Regions from separate parts of the Homo sapiens genome. Here region 1 is linked to region 2. The links are chromatin loops, found by intact Hi-C in ENCODE. Cell type or tissue: ascending aorta. All regions are shown on one strand. Each heading gives the region's core, and the rest is flanking DNA. Links, peaks and the distances in the headings are about the cores only.

Region 1 (9,598 bases), core at 715-8,714, 1.3 Mb after region 2:
AGGTGCTTGTATGGCTAAATGGATACTGTATTGGACAGTGCCTGTCTGTATCTGTAAATGTCATAGACAGCTGATGATTTGGGAAAAGCCTAGCTTGTAATGATGAGGCTGGGTTTTGTTACTAGCTTCCTTCATCAGTTGGGAAAATCCTGTAACATTTGAATTTGGGGATTATCTGTCCTATCTCATGGGTTAAGAAGCTCCGGTTGAATAAATCACTTTACCTTACTCTGCTTCAGCCATACTGGCTTTCTTGCTTTTGTTTCAAGTCTGTTCTCTTTCTCTACCCACATCTATCCTTTAGATCCTTTTAGCTTTTAGCTTGAAGACCTTCCCTGATCATCCTTTCCAGAGTAGCCCCACCCCCTCCCATTACTGATGGTGTAACTCCAGTGGTCTCCAGCAGAATTGATATGCAGTAAGTACATGAACACATGAATTTATTTATTTATTTTATTATTATTGTTTTTGAGATGGAGTTTCGCTCTTGTTGCCCAGGCTGGAATGCAGTGGTGAGATCTCAACTCACTGCAACCTCCACCTCCCGGGTTCAAGTGATTCTCCTGCCTCAGCTTACCGAGTAGCTGGGATTACAGGCACCTGCCAGCATGCCCAGCTAATTTTGTATTTTTAGTGAAGACAGGGTTTCACTATGTTGGTCAGGCTGGTCTCGAACTCCTGACCTCAGGTGATCCACCCACCTTGGCCTCCCAAAGTGCTGGGATTACAGGCGTGAGCAAGCTTTCCTGGCCAAACACATGAATTTAATGACACAGTGAAAATGTTTGGAAACTGTAAAATACTGTACAGTTGTACCAGCTGACTATGAACAGGAAACAGACACAAAGCTGGACTAGAAAGTGTATGTTCATTCCTTCACTCAGTAACGTTTATTGATGCTTACTATTTGCCAAACATTGTTTTAGAATCTGGACATAAGTGGATGAGAAAGACATGGGCTTTGTCTTGTAAGGAACTTAAGCGTGTACAACATTAATTTCAGTGTGTGTGAGAGTAGCTGAAGTATTTACCAAGTGTACAGAAGGTCTGAGGTCGGAGTGATCACTGAGGAGTGAGGAAAGGCTCCGTTGAGGAGTTAAATGTGTTAGCTCTTCAAGGGTGAGTAGAGGTAGGAAAGAAGGTATTTCAGGCCAAAGGAACAGCATATTCCAAATGTGGTGGAGTGGGATAGCATGTGGTGTGTGAGAGGACTGGAGGTTGCTCAGTACTTCTGGAGCATGGAGCATGGGAAGGAGGATGGTGGGCCATGAGCTTGAAGAAAAAGGCAGGGCCTTATCATGAAGGATCTTGTTTGCCATAGTAAAAAGATTGAACTTTCTCTTTCAGGCAGTGGGGAGTTATAAAAGGGTTTTAAGGCAGGGAATGATATGATCGTTTTTTTTGTTTTAGACAGGTAACTTTGACATCCACGTGGATGAATGGAAGAGAAGACTAATTAGGCTGCTCTTGTACCATTTTAAGCAGGAGGTAATAAAGACCTGAATTAGTTCAGGGCAGGGATGATGGAGAGGGAGGGATGGAGTGATAATGAGCTGGAGTTGAATGACTTGGTGATCAATTAGACTTGGTGGGTGAGAGAGAGAGGAGTCTTGGATGGTAGTTCAGATTTCTGCTTCAGATGGCAGGTAGATGACTGTCAGGTTAACTGAGGTAAGGTACACAGGAGGAAGCGTAGTCTTAGGACAGAAGATCCCATGCTTGTGGAATGTACTGAGTGTGAAGTAATTGTGACAGGAAGTCCAAGGAAGAGGGACAGGAGGTGGGGTGCCTTGGAGGCTAGAGATAATATTTTAGAATCCTCAGCCTGTTCTTGAAGTCATGGAAGAAGTAAGAAGATGAGATTCTCCTAGGAGGACCACATAGAGAGTAAAAAAAGGCACAAAGAGAAGCTTGGGAAACACCAATGGTTGGTAGCCAGCAAAAGACATGGAGAGGACCCATCAGATAAATGGAAGGGAAAATACACTTGTGGGTGGGGGCCGAGGGAAATATAAGTGGATGGGTATGAAAGGGGAACATAGCCCTTAAATCTTCCATCTTCAGCAGTAATAGCTATCAGTTGTTCATTACTTCTTACGTACCACCCACAGTTCTAAGCATTTTTCATACTGTAATTCTTTAATCTTCATAGACATCCTATTAGGTGGATTCTGTTATTCCCTTTTTGAAGATGAGGCAACTGTGCCACAGAGATGTGAGGTTACATGCCCCCGAGGTCACAGAACTAGGAAGTGGCTATGCTTGAACTGAGGTCTTCTAACCCCTAATCCTTTACACTTTTCACTCTGCCACAACTAATCTGAGAAGACTTCTTAGAAGAGGTGGGATTTCAGGATTAAACACAATGGCCCAACAGGACAGGAGTGGATGGGTAAGGGTTACACTGGGATGGGCTGAATGTCACAAGGTTGACTTCGTAGGTGTTCAGGAGCCAGGTCACTGGGCGGAATTCCCTGATATCCGCCCATCTCTCCATCCTCCTCTGCTTAGTCACTGCCCTATTCAACCACCTTTCATTCCATCCCCACCCCAAGTTAGTTAGAAAAACATAAACTGCCCCTGGGTGAAGCTGCTTTATTTCCAAGCATCCCATTCTCAGCATATACTCAGATGGATGGACTGTGTTTTAAAAGTTGGATAGCTGGAAGTTCCCTAAATCCATGGAAAATATCCCCATCCTATACCCGTTATGGTGAGGGGAGAAAAAGAGAAAAGAGAAAGAGAAATAGCTTCATAAATCTCCGGATGCAAATTGTTTGCATGGAAAAGGCCTCCAAGTGCAGCTCTTTTTTCCTTCATGCCTGACTCTAGGAGCTAATCCCTCCATTCTGTTAATTAATTTAAGATGTTTATTGAGCACTGGCTTTGTGTCAGATGCTGTGGCACGGCACCAGATGCAGCACTGGGAATCCAGTGGTGAACAAGACAGGTAAAGGCTTTCCATGGAGCTCACAGTCCAGTTGGGCTGAGGGTGGGAGGTAGATAGCAGACAGACAAATAAATGAAATAATCACAGATGGTGATGGCATGCTGGGAAAGAAAAAGAAAGTGCTATCCTAGGCCAGGCGCAGTGGCTCACGCCTGTAATCCCAGCACTTTGGGAGGCTGAGACGCGAGGATCCCTTGAGGTCAGGAGTTTGAGACCAGCCTGGCCAACATGGTGAAACCCTGTCTTTACTAAAAATACAAAAATCAGCTAGGTGCGGCGGTGGGCACCTGTAATCCCAGCTAGTTGGGAGGCTGAGGCAGGAGAATTGCTTGAATCCGGGAGGCGGAGGTTGCAGTGAGCCGAGATCATGTCACTGCACTTCAGCCTGGGTGACAGAGCAAGACTCCGTCTCAAGAAAAAAAAAAGAAAAAAAGAAAAAAAGAAAAAGTGCTATGCCAGAGAAGGGAGCAGTCTTCTCTTAGGAGGTGACATTGCAGCTGAAACTTGCTGGATGCAGAGTCTGCCATCTGAGGAACTGTGGGAAGAGGCCCTGAGGCGGGGGAGAGCTGGATATGTTTATGGGGTAGGAAGAAGGTCTCTGCACCTGGAGGACCAAGAGCAAGGGGAAAGGTGGCATGCGATGTGAAACGAGATGTAGGCAGCGGTCAGCTTATGTTGGGCCACAATGAAGTGTTCAGATTTTCTTGGTGAAGAGGAAAGCCAGTGAAGAATCTTGAGCAGGAGAGTGACAATATCTGATTAGTTTTTAGAAAAGTTATTCCAAGGCCAGGTGTGGTGGCTTATGCCTATAATCCTGGCACTTTGGGAGGCTGAGGCAGGAGGATTGCTTGAGTCCGGGAGTTCAAGACCAGCCTAGGCAACTGTGAGATCCCATCTCTACAAAAAATACAAAAATTAGCTGGATGTAGTGATGCACATCTGTAGTCCCAGCTATTCGGGAGGCCGAGACTAGAGGATCACTTGCACTCAGGAGTTCGAGGCTGCAGTGAGCTATGATCGTGCCACTGTGGCTGCGTTGTGGATATTGTATGAGAGAAGGACATGACTGTAAGTAGGGAGGGCAGTCGGGAGGTTATTGTAGTTGTCAGACAAAAGATGATGGTGGCTTCAACTAGCGGTGGCAGTGGGGTTTGGCATGTAGGTAGATTTGAGGTATATTTCCAAAGTACACCTACCAGCTTGGATCAATTGCAGAAGTTACAGTGACTGAAATTCATAGAACTCAAGAGCTGGGATGGTATTTAAGAGACATTTGGTCCAGTTGTCTTCATTTTATAGTTAAGGAAGCCTTGATCCAGGAAATAAGCAAGGCTGACTTGCTCACAGATGCACAGCTGGTTTGAAGGTCTAGAGTGAAACTAAGATCTTTGGAAGTTTAATGTTGTTTGAGCTACATGATCACAAGTCAGTAAATGTCTTCATTCTATAAAAGTATGCTCTTTTATTACACTTGTGTTTTCATATACGTATAATTTTCTGGTGCTAAATTAAGAGAAAGTGATTTTTAAAAAAATTATTATTTTTATTTATTTATTTATTTATTTATTTGAGATGGAGTCTCACTGTGTTGCCCAGGCTGGAGTGCAGTGGCGCGATCCCAGCTCACTGCAACCTCCACCTCCCGGGTTCAAGCGATTTTCCTGCCTCAGCTTCCTGAGTAGCTGGGATTACAGGCGTGTGCCACCATGCCCGGCTAATTTTTTTTTGTATTTTTAGTAAAGACGGGGTTTCACCATGTTGGTCAGGCTGCTCTGGAACTCCTGACCTCGTAATCTGCCCGCCTTGGCCTCCCAAAGTGCTGGGATTACAGGCGTGAGCCACCGCACCTAGCTGAGAGAGTGATTTTTAAAATTTCTGGTATTTCTAACCCAGATTGAAATGCTTGGTGTTGCGCTCCTGCCACCTCCTGGCAGTTTCTGTTGTTGCAGGGAAAGTGTTTTCTAACTTCCACCAAGGCTGTCAAGTTAACTCACCTCCCAGTTTAGATTCCAACTGTGGCCAGATTGAAAAAAACTTGGGTAGAGTCTTGAGTAGTAGAACCATATGAGAGAATTCATGCATACTGACTTGTTAAGGCTTTTTAAGACATAGAAAATCTCTATTTAGTAGATTATTATATTTTTCATTATCAAGCAAAGTGAAAACTTTCAAAAACTTGGTCCTATTTGAAGGAACTAATATATATCTCATTACAAACCTCATATACATCAAATTTGACAGTGACCACAAAGCGGCAGTTATAATTGAATAAAGTGAAATTACATGAGAGAGTAGCAGGGTTACATGCCTATTAAAGTTAACTACTAGAGATAGTAAATAGATGATATAATGTTAGGAAACATCATGGTAGAAACAGAATAGCACAGATGGTATTGTGCCATTTAACAGAACTGTATGAATCCCTTTTATAATTTAATTTTGTTTTCCTATTTCATTTTACCATGAAAATTTCAAGCATACATCAAAGTTGGAAGAATTTTGTAGTAACACCAGTGTACCCACATGTAGATTCTACCATTAACATTTGACTCTTTTATCACATAGCTGTCCATTTGTCTGTATCTCTCTGAATACATCAATTCTTATTTCCTTTTGATGCTTTTAAAATTCAATTGCAAACAAAATACTTCAGCATGTATATCATTAACCAGATTTAACATTTGTTTATGGTATTATTTTTTTTTTTTAATATGTAGAGTCTCATTCTGTTACCCAGGCTGGAGTGCAGTGGTGTGATCTCGGCTCACTGAAACCTTTGCCTCTGGGTTCAAGCGATTCTCATGCCTCAGCCTCCCAAGTAGCTGGATTACAGGCTTGTGCCACCACACCTGGCTATTTCTTTTGTATTTTAGTAGAGACAGGGTTTCACCATGTTGCCCAGGCTGGTCTCGAACTCTTGGCCTCAAGCTGTCCACCTGCCTTGGCCTCCCAAAATGCTGGGGTTACAGGCGTGAGCCACCGTGCCTGGCCTATGGTATTTTTTGAGGTAAAATTTAATACCATGAAAAACACAAATCTTAGTTGTACATTTGCTGAGCTTTGACAAATGCCCTTCTCAAGATAAAGGATATTACCATCCAGAGAATTCTTTCATGCCCTTTCCCAGTTATTCTCTGCACCCTTCCCCTACCAGGGCAACCACCGTTCTGATTTTTTTTCAAACACAAATTAGGTTTTGCCTGTTCCAGAACTTCATATAAATGGAATTCCATTGTCTGTATGGATCCTTTTGCTCAGCATATTGATTTTGAGATTTATCCATTTTTGTATAGGTTGGTGCAAATGTAATTGCGGTTTTTGCCATTATTTATCCACCTTCCTATCAATGAATACCTGGACTGTTTCCAGCTTCTAGCTATTGTGAATAAAGCTGCGATGAATATTCTTGTACAGGTCTATTTATGGGTACATGTTTTCATTTTTCCAGGGTCTAGGAGTAGAATTGCTGTACCCTAGGATTAATGTATGTTTAGTTTTACACTGAACCTTCTTCCAAAATGGTGGTAGCATTTCATTCGCCTGCTAATGTTGTGTAAGAGTTCCAGTTGCTCCATACCCTTGCCAACTTTGATGTTATCAACCTTGTCAGTTATTTAACTTGATTTTAACCATTGTCACTTGTAAATGATTGGATGAAAAGTTATACCTATTAGTAATTGTTAGTTTTCTGGGGAAGAATTTAAAAAGTTGTACAGATTATTTTTTAGTTCTAATCATTTCTTTTCTTTTAGTTTTTTAAATTTATTTTTAATTTTTTTAATTTTTTGTTTATTTTGACATATAGTGAGACTTACAGAAAGTTGCCCAGGCCACCCTCCAGCATTTGACACTATTCACTAGTTTTGTAATTTAAATGGTCTCTTCCTTTGGCATAGGAGAAACCATTCTCTCTTGGTTTTTCACCAACTGCTCACCTTAGCTTCTTTGCAGGATTTTTATTTTCTACATACTGCTTAAATGTAGTTGTTGCCAGTTCTAGCCTTGATCCTCTTACTCTATAGAATCTTACTGGGTGATTTTACGCTCACCCAAGGCTCCAACTGCCACCTGTGCTTTAATCCCGAAATCTGCTTCTGCAGCATAGATCTCCTTCCCAACTCTAATTGCTAACATATCCACTTGGATGTCCCACAGGCATCTCAGACTCAATTTATTTAGGTGAAATTTATTTTCCTTCCTCCCATTTACACACTGCTCTTCTTCCTATATTTTCTAATTTGATAAATAACCTGCAGTCCATCCAGTTACTTAAACCACAACTGAGGGGCTAAATCTGGACCCTTTCCTCCTGCAGCCATTTGATCATCAGTTCCTGTGGGTTTTTCTCTTGTGTGTTTCTCTAACATTTCTGCTTCCATCTCTGCACTCGCAGCTGACATCCTACTATCGGGTGCTGCCCCTCAGCCCAATTTGTCAATGTTGATTGACTTGCTTTATTTTTTAATAACTTACTCGGGTTTTTAAATTACAAAAATGGCATATGCCACTTGTAGAAATTAAAGCAAAAATGCATAAAATTTCTAGTACCCCACCTCCAAATTCGTAAGCCATTCTTTTTCCTTGGAAGTCACCAATGTTAATACTTGGGTATACATCCTTCCAGATTTCCCTTGCTTTCACATACAAATACACACACATAGATAAACACGTATGCGCATAGACACGTTTATTCTTTTCAAAACAGAATTGTACAATACATATTGTCTTATGGCTTGCTTTCAACTTATTGTGTATTTCATGTCAATATATAGACAGCTACCTGAAATTGATGCAAAGTATCAATATAACATAATTTATTTAATAATTCCTAATTAGTGGATAATGAATAATGCTATAGTGACCATTTCTTTACATATTGGTTATTTTTGCTAGTGTTTTGTTGCATAGATTATTAGAAGTAGCATTATACCCATTTAAAATTTTGTTAAATCCTGCCAGTTGTCCATCAAAAAAAGGCACGTTTTTAATCTCCTGTGGTGCCAGAGGCCTTCTCTCTGCCAGTAGTAGATATTTGCTAATCTTCTAACAGTTTTTAGTTTTTGCTAACTTACCAGGAAAACTCAATATAGTGTTGTGATGATTTCAGACCAGAATAGTTCTTATCATAGGCCTGTGACCGTCTTCAGCATTTTTTCAATCTCATTCTCTGTTTTGATTAGGTGACTTTTAGCTCTTAAAAAATGAAGTTGCCAGGCGTGGTGGCTCATGGCTGTAATCCCAGCACTTTGGGAGGCTGAGGTGGGAGGATCTGTTGAGCCCAGGAGTTCAAGACCAGCCTGGGCAACATAGGGAGACTTTGTCTCTACGAAACATAAAAAAATTAGTTGGACCTGACGGAGCATGCCTGTAGTCCAGCTACTTGGGAGGCTGAGGTGGGAGGATCACTTGAGCTTGGGATGCTGAGGCTGTAGTGAGCCATGATCAGGCCGCTGCAGTCTAACCTGGGTGACAAAGTGAGACTTTGTCTCAAAAAAAAAAAAAAAAAAAAACAAAAAGAAAAAAGAAGATGATGATGGTTGGAGATGTGTTTTCTTACCTGTGTGTGTTTCTGCTGGCAGGAGAAACTTCTTAAGTCTCAGCGTAATCTCGTGGCCAAGATGAAGAAAGTCATGCATTTACAGGATGTAGAAGTGAAGAACGCCACACAGTGGAAGGTAATGGCAGAAGTGGTTGGATATTTCTTGCTCCTGAGGTCCTTTTGGTCTGGGACATTTCTTGCTTCTGAGGTCCTTTTGGTCATGGGGTTTTGCAGTTCACGTAGAGTCTTGGATGCCTCAGAACCTCTGTTTCCTCCATATCATGTGACTGAAAGAAGAGCTTTCTGGGTGTCAGTTCAGTTGTCAGGCCCCTTGTAGATACGGGGATAGGAGAGGAAGTACCTGTCCCTGCTGCTAGTGGCTTTGGGTGATAATGAGTTCCGCATACTTCATCCCCATGTCTCTACTTTAAGGTAGCACCCCTCTCCTTCCTACTTTTTCCTAAATATACTCCCTAGGTTAGAGTCGGTTTGGGCCCATGGCATTGTGGAAAGAAACAGATGAATGGATGCACACACACACGCACACACACACACACACACACACACCCTCACACTCCTAAAGATTTGGTAAAACTAAACGAGTTCTGAAGGCTAAACTAAGTAGTAGATGTGAAAGTTTGTTTTAGTTTAAAACTTGTCAGTAGTAGAGACTGAAATGTTAGGAAGAATGAATGAATACTATAATGACTAGACAGAGCTATCAAGTAGGTATAAATAAAGGAGTAATGGAAATTTTAGTGGGGGTGGGCAGGAGCTTTTCAAGAGGGTTTGATTAGGATTGACTGTGGATTACTGGGGAATTGTGTAAGGAATTTAGTAGCTGGGGTCAGGCAGAAAAAGGAGTGAGCAAATCTCATGTGGCCTTAGGATAAGATAAAGAGTCAGCGAATGAGAATCAGCACGGAGTTTTCAAAGCTGCACAACTTCCTGGTTGAAGAAGAGGACCTGTTTCTTCAGAGATTGAACAAAGAAGAAGAAGAGACGAAGAAGAAGCTGAATGAGAACACGTTAAAACTCAATCAAACTATCGCTTCATTGAAGAAGCTCATCTTAGAGGTGGGGGAGAAGAGCCAGGCTCCCACCCTGGA
Region 2 (9,598 bases), core at 1,072-9,071:
ACCTCCACCTCCTGGGTTCTAGCGATTCTCCTGCCTCAGCCTCCTCAATAGCTGAGATTACAGGTGCTTGTCACCACGCCCGGCTAATTTTTATATTTTTAGTAGAGACGGGTTTCACCATGTTGGTCAGGCTGGTCTCGAACTCCCGCCCTCAGGTGATCTGCCCGCCTCGGCCTCCCAAACTGCTGGGATTACAGGCATGAGCCACCGGGCCTGGCCCCAAATATATAGGTCTTATTATGTCACAGTGCTTTTATTTGTTGAGTTATTTTTTTCTGTTTTCCCCATGAAAATGTAAGCTCCACCTTGGCTTACACTGTGCCAGGCTACTATTTGTAGGCAACTAATTGAGCACCTACTACACAGCAGGAGCTCAATTAGTATTTCTTGAATGAATTAAATCATGAGGGAATGAATGAGCCAAATAAGCAATGGAGGAGGAGACAGATGTTCCAAACAGAGAGGACTGCCTGTGTAGCGGAGCTGTGGCCACCAGGGGTTTGAGAGCTGAAGGAAGGCCTATAGGGCCAGTGTACATAGTACATACCAGGAGAGGTAGTGATAGATGAGGAAGAGAATTAAGCATGGCTAGATCCTAACGGACCTTGAAGGCTGTGTTTGTTTTAAGGGCAATGAGAAGGCATGAAAGGGTTTTTTTTTCAGACGGAGTCTCGCTCTGTCACCCATGCTGGAGTGCAGTGGCGTGATCTCGGCTCACTGCAAGCTCCACCTCCCGGGTTCACGCCATTCTCCTGCCTCAGCCTCCCGAGTAGCTGGGACTACAGGCGCCCGCCACCACGCCCGGCTAATTTCTTTTTTGTATTTTTGGTAGAGACGGGGTTTCACCATGTTAGCCAGGATGGTCTCGATCTCCTGACCTCGTGATCTGCCCGCCTCGGCCTCCCAAAGTGCTGGGATTACAGGCGTGAGCCACCGCGCTCAGCCATTGGGTGTAAAATTAACAGGGACTACTTTCTATCACTATGTCGGAGGTGGATGACTATGCTAACTAGACTTGAAAAGCTACAGACTACGGATCTCTTCATTGGCACACAACTGAGCCACCTGAGTAAATCACTCTCCCTTCATCCCTTGTTGACATTCAGCAAATCCTGATGGTGCTTCTGCCATGCACCAGGCCTCTACCAAGGGCTGCAGCAAATATAAACATGACTGTGGTTCAGGCTGCCCCCCAAAAAGGAGCCTCCTAATAGAAGGAGTGCCCCCTTCATCTTCCTGTGTCCCCTGCCCTGCCAGTGTTTGCCTCCCGTCTTCAGTCCTGTTTTCAGTCACCTGCTTCATATCGTGTCCATCTTTTTTATTTTTTATTTTTTTAGAGATGGAGTTTCGCTCTCGTTACCCAGGTTGAAGTGCAGTGATGGGATCTCGGCTCACTGCAGCCTCCACCACCTGGGTTCAAGCGATTCTCCTGCCTCAGCCTCCCAAGTAACTGGGATTACAGGCACCCACCACCATACCCGGCTAATTTTTTTTGTGTGCATATATATATATATATATTTTTTTTTTAATTAAAAAGTAAACTTTAATGTTGAAAATGCAAACTTGGGGAGGGCAGAAAGATCACATACAAGGCTGTCACTTCACACTTGGAAGGTTGCACAGCGGCTGGGCAGAGGTGCATTTTTTGTATTTTTAGTAAAGATGGGATTTCATCATGTTGGCCAGGCTGGTCTCGAACTCCTGACCTCAGGTGATCCACCCGCTTTGGCCTCCCAAACTGCTGGGAATACAGGCGTGAGCCACTGCACTCAGCCCTAGTGTCCTTTGTGCCACCCCAAGGCCCAGGCAAAATTAGGTGCTGTATACTTCTCTGAATGAACATGAAGTTTTCCCCTTGAGGCTTATGCTAGTGGGCAGCCAGTTCCCCAACCTGGGGATTCTCTCAAGGCTTACAGAGCTTACTGTATCAGTCATTTCAACCATCCACGCCAAATAGGGAAGAATAACTCTTGTCTTTCTAACTCACGAGACTATTATGAGGAGAAAAATATTAGAGGCTTGGCTGGGCACGGTGGCTCACGCCTGTAATCCCAGCACTTTGGGAGGCCGAGGCAGTCTGATCACCTGAGGTCAAGAGTTTCAGACCAGCCTAGCTGACATGGTAAAACCCCATCTCTGCTAAAAATACAAAAATTAGCTGGGTGTGATGGCCGGCGCCTGTAATCCCAGCTACTTGGGAGGCTGAAGCAAGAGAATCGCTTGAACCCAGGAGGCGGAGGTTGCAGTGAGCCGAGATTGTGCCACTGCGCTCCAGCCTGGGTGACAGAGCGAGAAACTGTCTCGGAAAAAAAAAACAAAAAACAAAAAACAACCTGGGTGTGGTGGTGCACACCTGTAGTCCCAGCTTCTTGGGAGACTAAGGCAGGAGGATTACAGGAGCTCAGGAGGTCAAGGCTGCAGTAAGCTCTGATTGTGCCGCTGCATGCACTCCAGCCTGGGCCACAGAATGAGACCCTGTCTCTAAAAAATAATAAAAATTAAAGGGGCTTTGCAAACGCGGAAGGTGTCTGGATGATTATCCCCTGCATGTGCAGTGCCTTGTTTACAATTAATTTGCTTTTTCCGTGTTTATTCAACAAATATTTATTGAGCCCTCACTCTCTGCCAAGCCCTGTGCTAGATGCTGGATAAGCAAGGTAAGTCTCTGCCCTCAAGGAACTTACACTCCAATGTGACTCAAGGGGAAAAGAATTTGAAAGTTGCTACTTACCCAGTCCCCTCACTGCACAGAAACTGAAGCCAGAGGTGTCCACACCTTTCTCCTTCCCATGCTCTGATAGCTCCTCACTGCTAAGCTCCCCATTGCCCGTGACCCCATGTGGCAGGTTTCCCGCCTGGGGTGCACTCCCAAAATGGTTTATGTAAATAATATTGAAAATTGGACCTTCTCTGCCAATAATGGGGCCGTTGCTTTTTGAAAAACTTCCCGTTGATAGTGTCTCCTATGACTACCCCTGTGTGGCTGTGTGGTTTACAGATCCAGTTGCCTCTGCTCTTGCATTGTGAGAGTCAGCAGAGGCCCAAGAAACCCCGATACTAGTTTGCTGCTGTTGGTGGGTTTTTTGAGACAAGGTCTCTGTCGCTCAAGCTGGAGTGCAGTGGCGCGATAACTCACTGCAGCCTCGAACTCCCGGACTCAAGCGATCCTCCTGCCTCAGCCGCCCCAGTAGCTGGGAGTACAGGTGCACGCCACCACGCCGGTTGATTTTTTTAAAAATTTTGTAGAGATAGGGTCTCGCTATGTTGCTCAGGCTGGTCTTGAACTCCTGGCCTCCAGCGATCTTCCCGCCGCGGCCTCCCAAGTTGTTGGGCTTCGGACGTGAGCTACGCGCCGGGCTCCCGGTTCTAGTTAAGATTTTGTTGCAGGCGATGAATAGTCACGTGGCCTCCAAGGTCCTAGATTTCTGAGGGGCGTCAGCTTGGCACCCTAATGTACTGTGATCTCTGGTCAGCTACCCACCCTCTTTTTGCTGTTTTCATCCTGGGGGCTAACCGCCAAGACATGGCCTCCAGTTTCCCTAGGGAAGCCTCCACAGAGGAAGGCACCGGCTGAGGCACCTGGGAAGACCAACCTGGGGAAGGTCTCCCTGCGCGCAGTCTGCGGGCTGGAGGGACCGGCCGAGCCTGCGCACTAGCGCCCCGCCGGCGCTGCTGAACTGAGAGGAAGGGGCGGGGCGTCGCCAGGTCGTGCCAGCATCCGCCGGACGCCGGAAGTGGTTCTCCGCCCCTGCCACTGGGCCATGGAGACTGTGGCACAGTAGACTGTAGTGTGAGGCTCGCGGGGGCAGTGGCCATGGAGGCCGTGCTGAACGAGCTGGTGTCTGTGGAGGACCTGCTGGTGAGGCCTGGCCCGGACAGAGGGAAAGGGAAGGTCGGAGGGCGGGTCCTGAGGAGAGTCAGGTAGGGGCCGAACCCTCCTCCCGGCATCGGCTTGGCCGAGGGAAGCCGAACTACGGCTCCCGGCAGCCTCCACAGCGCCTGGCTCCTGCCCGGAGGGCCTGCTATGCCGCAGAGGCTCCTGGGAGTTGTAGTGTCCTGAGCCCCCCACACCTCAGACTACGGGCCTGGAGCCCGACCGTGGTTAGACTGACGGGATCTGGGATCATGCAGGAGCTGTGAGCTCAGGGCGCTCCTCCAGCGGTGGAGGAATACAGTGACCATCATAAGGTGTCACCTATTACTGCGTCCGGCACGGTGCTAAGGCATCGCATGCCAGATCTCAGTCTTTGTAGCTCTAGGAGGTAGGCACTACTTCTATTCCTGGACAATAAAAGGTCCAGGCCCGGCAGGGTGGGGCAGGATGGGGCCAGCAGCCTCAAATGAGGACCGCGTGGGCTGTTGAGCAGTTCTGACAGCGTGTTTACTGTTCGGCCGCCGGGGTCAGCTGCTCCGGGAGCGGTGCCTGGAGCTGCCACCAGGTGGCATCTCCGCTCGGTACCGCCGCGGGGAGGGGAGACCGGGGGCCTCTGTCCCAAGAGCTGGCCCGCAGGCCCGGAGGAGCCGAAAGCCTGGGTCCCGGGCATGGAGATAGCAGAAGCTGGGGTGCCAGATACCGAGACCTGCGAGGGAAAGGGGCAGAGCCAGGGAGATGGCATGTCCAGATAGAGAATGGTTGACGCCCTACATTTCTAAATGATTCCTTTCCTCCCCTGTGGCAGAAGTTTGAAAAGAAATTTCAGTCTGAGAAGGCAGCAGGCTCGGTGTCCAAGAGCACGCAGTTTGAGTACGCCTGGTGCCTGGTGCGGAGCAAGTACAATGATGACATCCGTAAAGGCATCGTGCTGCTCGAGGGTGAGGCGCTGTACTCTCCCTTTCCCGCTGCCATCTGGGCTGCTCTGCGATGTGGGCCCCGTAGTCCAGGCACCTCTGAGTTGTCTCCGGTAGATTTACTGCACCAAGGGCTATACTTAGCTTGACGTCTCCCAGTGAACTTTTGGCTACTTACCGCCCACCATTGTTTTGCCAGACAGAGTGTAGCATGTCAGTTCCCCCAGGACTGTCTTGATCTGGGAAAGTGACTTGAGGTCACCCAACTAATCAGTTAATGGCTGAATTGGGACTAGAAGCTCCTGTTTTGTGAGACCTAGGCCCATGCCCTTCCCCCCAACACCACCACCGTGTTGCTTAGCAGCTATTGAGAATCTTTTGTGGCATGGAAGAGGTACAGAGGACTGTCCTACAAAATTGTGAGCAGATAGTGCTTTTTGTTTTTTGTTTTTGTTTGAGACGGAGTCTTGCTCTGTCCCCCAGGCTGGAGTACAGTGGCGCTGTCTCAGCTCACTGCAACCACCACCTCCCGGTTCAAGCAATTCTCCTGCATCAACATCCTGAGTAGCTGGGATTACAGGTGCCCACTACCACGCCCAGCTAATTTTTGTATTTTTTGTAGAGATAGGGTTTCACCATGTTGGTCAGGCTGGTCTCTAACTCCTGACCTCAGGTGATCTGCCCACCTCGGCCTCCCACAGTGTTGGGATTACAGGTGTGAGCCACCTCGTCCAGCCAGATAGTGCTTTTTGGATGGGAACCCTATTTCCTATTGGTTTTAGGTGGGTCATCATTTGTCAGAGGCCACAATACTTAACCACTTAGTTTCTCTGTAGCTCCTTGTGTTCAAATAATCATTTATAAGCACACAGTCAGTGTACAGCCATCCCTCTGTAGCCATGGGGGATTGGTTCTAGGAACCCCACCCCCACAGATACCAATAGCCACCCAAGTCCCGTATATAAAATCGCATGGTATTTACATGTAACCTGTGCACCTTCTCCCATATACTTTAAATCATCTGTAGATTACTTATAATACCAAATACAATGTAAATGCTGTGTAAATAGTATACTGTATTGTTTAGGGAATAATGGCAAGAAAAAAAGGTCTGTTCATGTTCAATACAGATGCAACTATCTTTTTTTTTTTTCTGAGTATTTTTGATCCATGGTTCGTTGAATCTATGAATACAGAATGCTGACTGTGTTAGCAAAGGATGCCTATTGAAAATCTATAAAAATGGCCAGGCACAGTGGCTCACACCTGTAATCCCAGCACCTTGGGAGGCCAGGGCAGGCGGATCACGAGGTCAGGGGTTCGAGACCAGCCTAATCAACATGGTGAAACCCTGTCTCTACTAAAAATACAAAAATTAGCTGGGCCTGGTGGCGCACACCTTTAATCCCAGCTACGCAGTAGGCTGAGGCAGGAGAATCACTTGAACTCGGGAGACAGAGGTTGCAGTGAGCCAAGATCACGCCATTGCACTCCAGCCTGGGCAACACAGTGAGACTCCGTCTCAAAAAAAAAAAAAAAAAAACTATAAAAATAAGACTCTTTCTTAAAAGATACAAATAATTTTACCCTATGTTTGTCTACTTCGGCAATTCAGATTTTCAGGTTTATTCTACAGCAGGGTGTAGGTGTAGAAGAAACAGCCTCTCTAAGTGTTGCCAGTCTAGTTGAGAAAACAGTACAGACAGGAAGATTTATAAACACCTGCAGAATTATTTAGCAACAAATTCTAGTGCATACAGTACAGTTATCCTCTGGGAAGTCTCTGAATTAAGAAAGTCAGGTGGGGCCAGGCACTGTGGCTCATGCCTGTAATCTCAGCACTTTGGGAGGCCAAGGCCAGAGGATGGCTTGAAGTCAGGAATTTGAGACCACCTGGCCTGTCTGTGTAACAAAGATGTTTAAATTAGCCAGGCATGGTGGTGTGTGCTTATAGTCCCAGCTACTTGGGAGGCTGAGGCAGGAGGATCACTGACCCCAGGAGTTTGAGGCTGCAGTGAGCCATGGACATGCTACTGTGCTCCAGACTGGAGTGACAGAGCGAGACCCTGTCTCCGTTTTTTGTTTTTTTTTTCCCGAGACTGAGTGTGCAATGGTGCAATCTTGGCTCACCGCAACCTCTGCCTACCGCATTCAAGCAATTCTGCTGCCCCAGCCTCCCGAACAGCTGGGATTACAGGCATGTGCCAACACGCCCGGCTAATTTTGTATTTTTAGTAGAGACGGGGTTTCTCCATGTTGGTCAGGCTGGTCTCAAACTCCCGACCTCAGGTGATCCGCCCGGCTCAGCTTCCCAAAGTGCTGGGATTATAGTCATGAGCTACGGCTCACGGCCCACCCTGTCTCTTTAAAAAAAAAAAAAAAAAAAAAAAAAAGGAAGGAAGACAAAGTCAGGTGGGGTCTTCGGGGAAGGCTGATTGAAGGTGAGTTTTGAGCTGATTTTTTTAAAGGGGGAGGGAGTCCTAACTTTTTTTTTTTTAAACAATAATTGTACAGCAGGCAGTTTAGTTAAAACCACAACGGCAGCACTTTGGGAGGCCAGGGCAGGCAGATCACTTGAGGTCAGGAGTTTGAGACCAGCCTGGCCAACATGGTGAAACTCCATCTCTACTGAAAATACAAAAATTAGCCAGGCGTGGTGGCGGGCACCTGTAATTCCAGCTGCTCGGGAAACCGAGGCAGGAGAATCGCTTGAACCCAGGAGGCGAAGGTTGCAGTGAGCCGAGATCACGCCATTGCACCGCAGCCTGGGCGACGAGTGAAACTCCGTCTGAAAAAAAATACCACAGCAGATGCCAAAACTGAGTCACGCTGCCTTTGGCTTCTCCAGGGCCCCGATTTCCTCATTTCAGTTGGATGGACCAGTTGACTGTAATACTGATAAAAGGCATGTTCTGTCACTGGGGTGTTGGCACAGCTGGGGTTCACCCTGTCCCAGAGCTCTGGCTAGGGTGCTGGGAGTGACTGGAGCTGAAAGGGAGGCTTAGGACTGTGACCCTCCCAGGATCACAGAGGCATTCAGAGAGTGGAAGGGGCCTCTGGGACACAGTATTAGGAAAGTATTAGGAAAGAAGCATTTCTCACCCTCTTCTCTGCCCCTCCCCAGAGCTGCTGCCCAAAGGGAGCAAGGAGGAACAGCGGGATTACGTCTTCTACCTGGCCGTGGGGAACTACCGGCTCAAGGTGAGGTGGGGACCCCGTTCCCTTCACCCTCCTCTGGGGCTGCAGGACCTTCTTACTGTGTCCTCCAGGGTGGAGCCCTGGACAGCGGGAAGGCTGAAGGGGTGCAGAGGTGCAGAGCGGTGTCAGATGAGGACTCCGAGGGAAGATCAGAGTGGCGAGGGGGTGGGGAGGAAGGTGACGTCAAGAGACTGGGTGCAGGCCCAAGCCTTGCGCTGTTATCTCCCGCAGAGTTGGGGTTGTTTGTGGACTCTACTCCGTGGGGTGGGGCTGGAGGGAGGGAGTGGGTGGAGGTCGAGGGAGGAGCCCCCAGGGCTGAAGAAGGGAAGGCCCTTCACGTGGGCAGGGGGAGTGGTGGATACTGAGGTGTAGCCGGCCCAGTGGCTCACGCCTGTAATCCCGGCTACTCAGGAGGCTGAGGCGGGAGGACTGCTTGAGCCTGGGAGTTTGAGGTTGCAGTGGGCTGTGATTGCGACGCTGCCGTCCAGCGTGGGCAACAGAGCAAGACCCCGTCTCTTATTAAAAAACAAACAAACAAAAAAACACTGCGGTGTGTATGACGCGTGCGCGTTTCCCCGAGCGCAGGAATACGAGAAGGCCTTAAAGTACGTCCGCGGGTTGCTGCAGACAGAGCCCCAGAACAACCAGGCCAAGGAACTGGAGCGGCTCATTGACAAGGCCATGAAGAAAGGTGACAGCCTCGGCCCCTTTGTTCAGCCCCGCTCTTCCCCACGCCTGGGCACTTTGGTCTCTCTGTAAATGAACCCCTCCAGGCAGCCCCTCAGCCCCACCCCTTCCAGTTCTTAGAGCCCCTTGCCCTGCGACTCCAGGTAGGGGTGTGCCTCTGTTGAGGGGCAGGGCTGGCGGAAGGGGACGGTCAGGGTTTCCGCAGGGGCCGGGCTCCTGACACTGTCCCTTTCCTTCCCCAGATGGACTCGTGGGCATGGCCATCGTGGGAGGCATGGCCCTGGGTGTGGCGGGACTGGCCGGACTCATCGGACTTGCTGTGTCCAAGTCCAAATCCTGAAGGAGACGCGGGAGCCCACGGAGAACGCTCCAGGAGGGCCTGTCCATCCTCGCTGTCCTTTCCCTGTTCTCCCCCTGCCCCCCGTCTCTATCCTCTGTGGCCTTCAGCTAATTTCTGCTCCCCTGAGATTCGTCCTTCAGCCCCATCATGTGCTTTGGGATGAGTGTAAATAAAACGGGGCTGTGGCTTGGGAACCCCCGTGTCTGCGTTGAGGGGAGGGGTGGGTTCTGAACGCTGGGCACAGGGGGCGGAGACGTCACTCCTGGTCCTCTCCTGCCCCTGCCCTCCAGGTTGGCACGGGGTTCTTTGTCCACCCCGCAGCCCAGAGCCCACACCCTTCCTTCCTCCCTTTCCTGAAGCCATGTCCTTGAGAGTGCCGGGCAGCTCGGAGACATGGGGCTTTTCCATGGTCCCAGAGTCCTGGGAGAAGGCAGTGACCTGAGCATGGGCGGGCAGAACTTCGGGGCCAGGCCGGGCTTCAGGCCTGCATTCTCCTCTGACCCACTCAGCTACTTCTGTGGAGTTTTCCACAGCAGGCCCCCTTGGCTTCCTCCTCCCCACCCTCCCCTCCCTTTGTCTTCCTGT

What was found. Hi-C counts contacts between places; a loop is a spot of excess contacts. Peaks named below come from ENCODE experiments on the same cell type or tissue, not always from the same donor. Only the 100,000 strongest peaks of a DNase experiment are listed, where the experiment ranks them.
Region 1: a loop joins it to region 2, with 6 times the contacts of the local background. A loop is called at or near these places in 2 of 110 quality-filtered maps.

What each region holds. Positions count from the first base shown.
Region 1 is chr7:99,908,592-99,918,189 of GRCh38, reverse strand. It overlaps TRIM4 (tripartite motif containing 4), which reads left to right. Exons shown (of 6, transcript NM_033091.3): 2 at 8,530-8,625; 3 at 9,378-9,598. Among named protein-coding and RNA genes, the nearest start is that of TRIM4, 6.1 kb to the left of the region's middle. In ascending aorta, for the core only: a CTCF peak has its summit at 4,875 (motif pointing left); a DNase peak (open chromatin) is centred at 4,859; H3K4me3 peaks cover 167 bases; H3K27ac peaks cover 70 bases.
Region 2 is chr7:101,239,221-101,248,818 of GRCh38, reverse strand. It overlaps FIS1 (fission, mitochondrial 1), which reads left to right and starts at 3,738. Exons shown (of 5, transcript NM_016068.3): 1 at 3,738-3,859; 2 at 4,680-4,812; 3 at 7,913-7,989; 4 at 8,572-8,677; 5 at 8,916-9,347. The coding sequence starts at 3,815. The coding sequence ends at 9,013. RefSeq lists enhancers at 3,715-3,954, 4,045-4,094, 8,356-8,899. In ascending aorta, for the core only: a CTCF peak has its summit at 4,419 (motif pointing right); DNase peaks (open chromatin) are centred at 3,708, 3,998, 4,428 and 4,828; H3K4me3 peaks cover 2,713 bases; H3K27ac peaks cover 2,672 bases.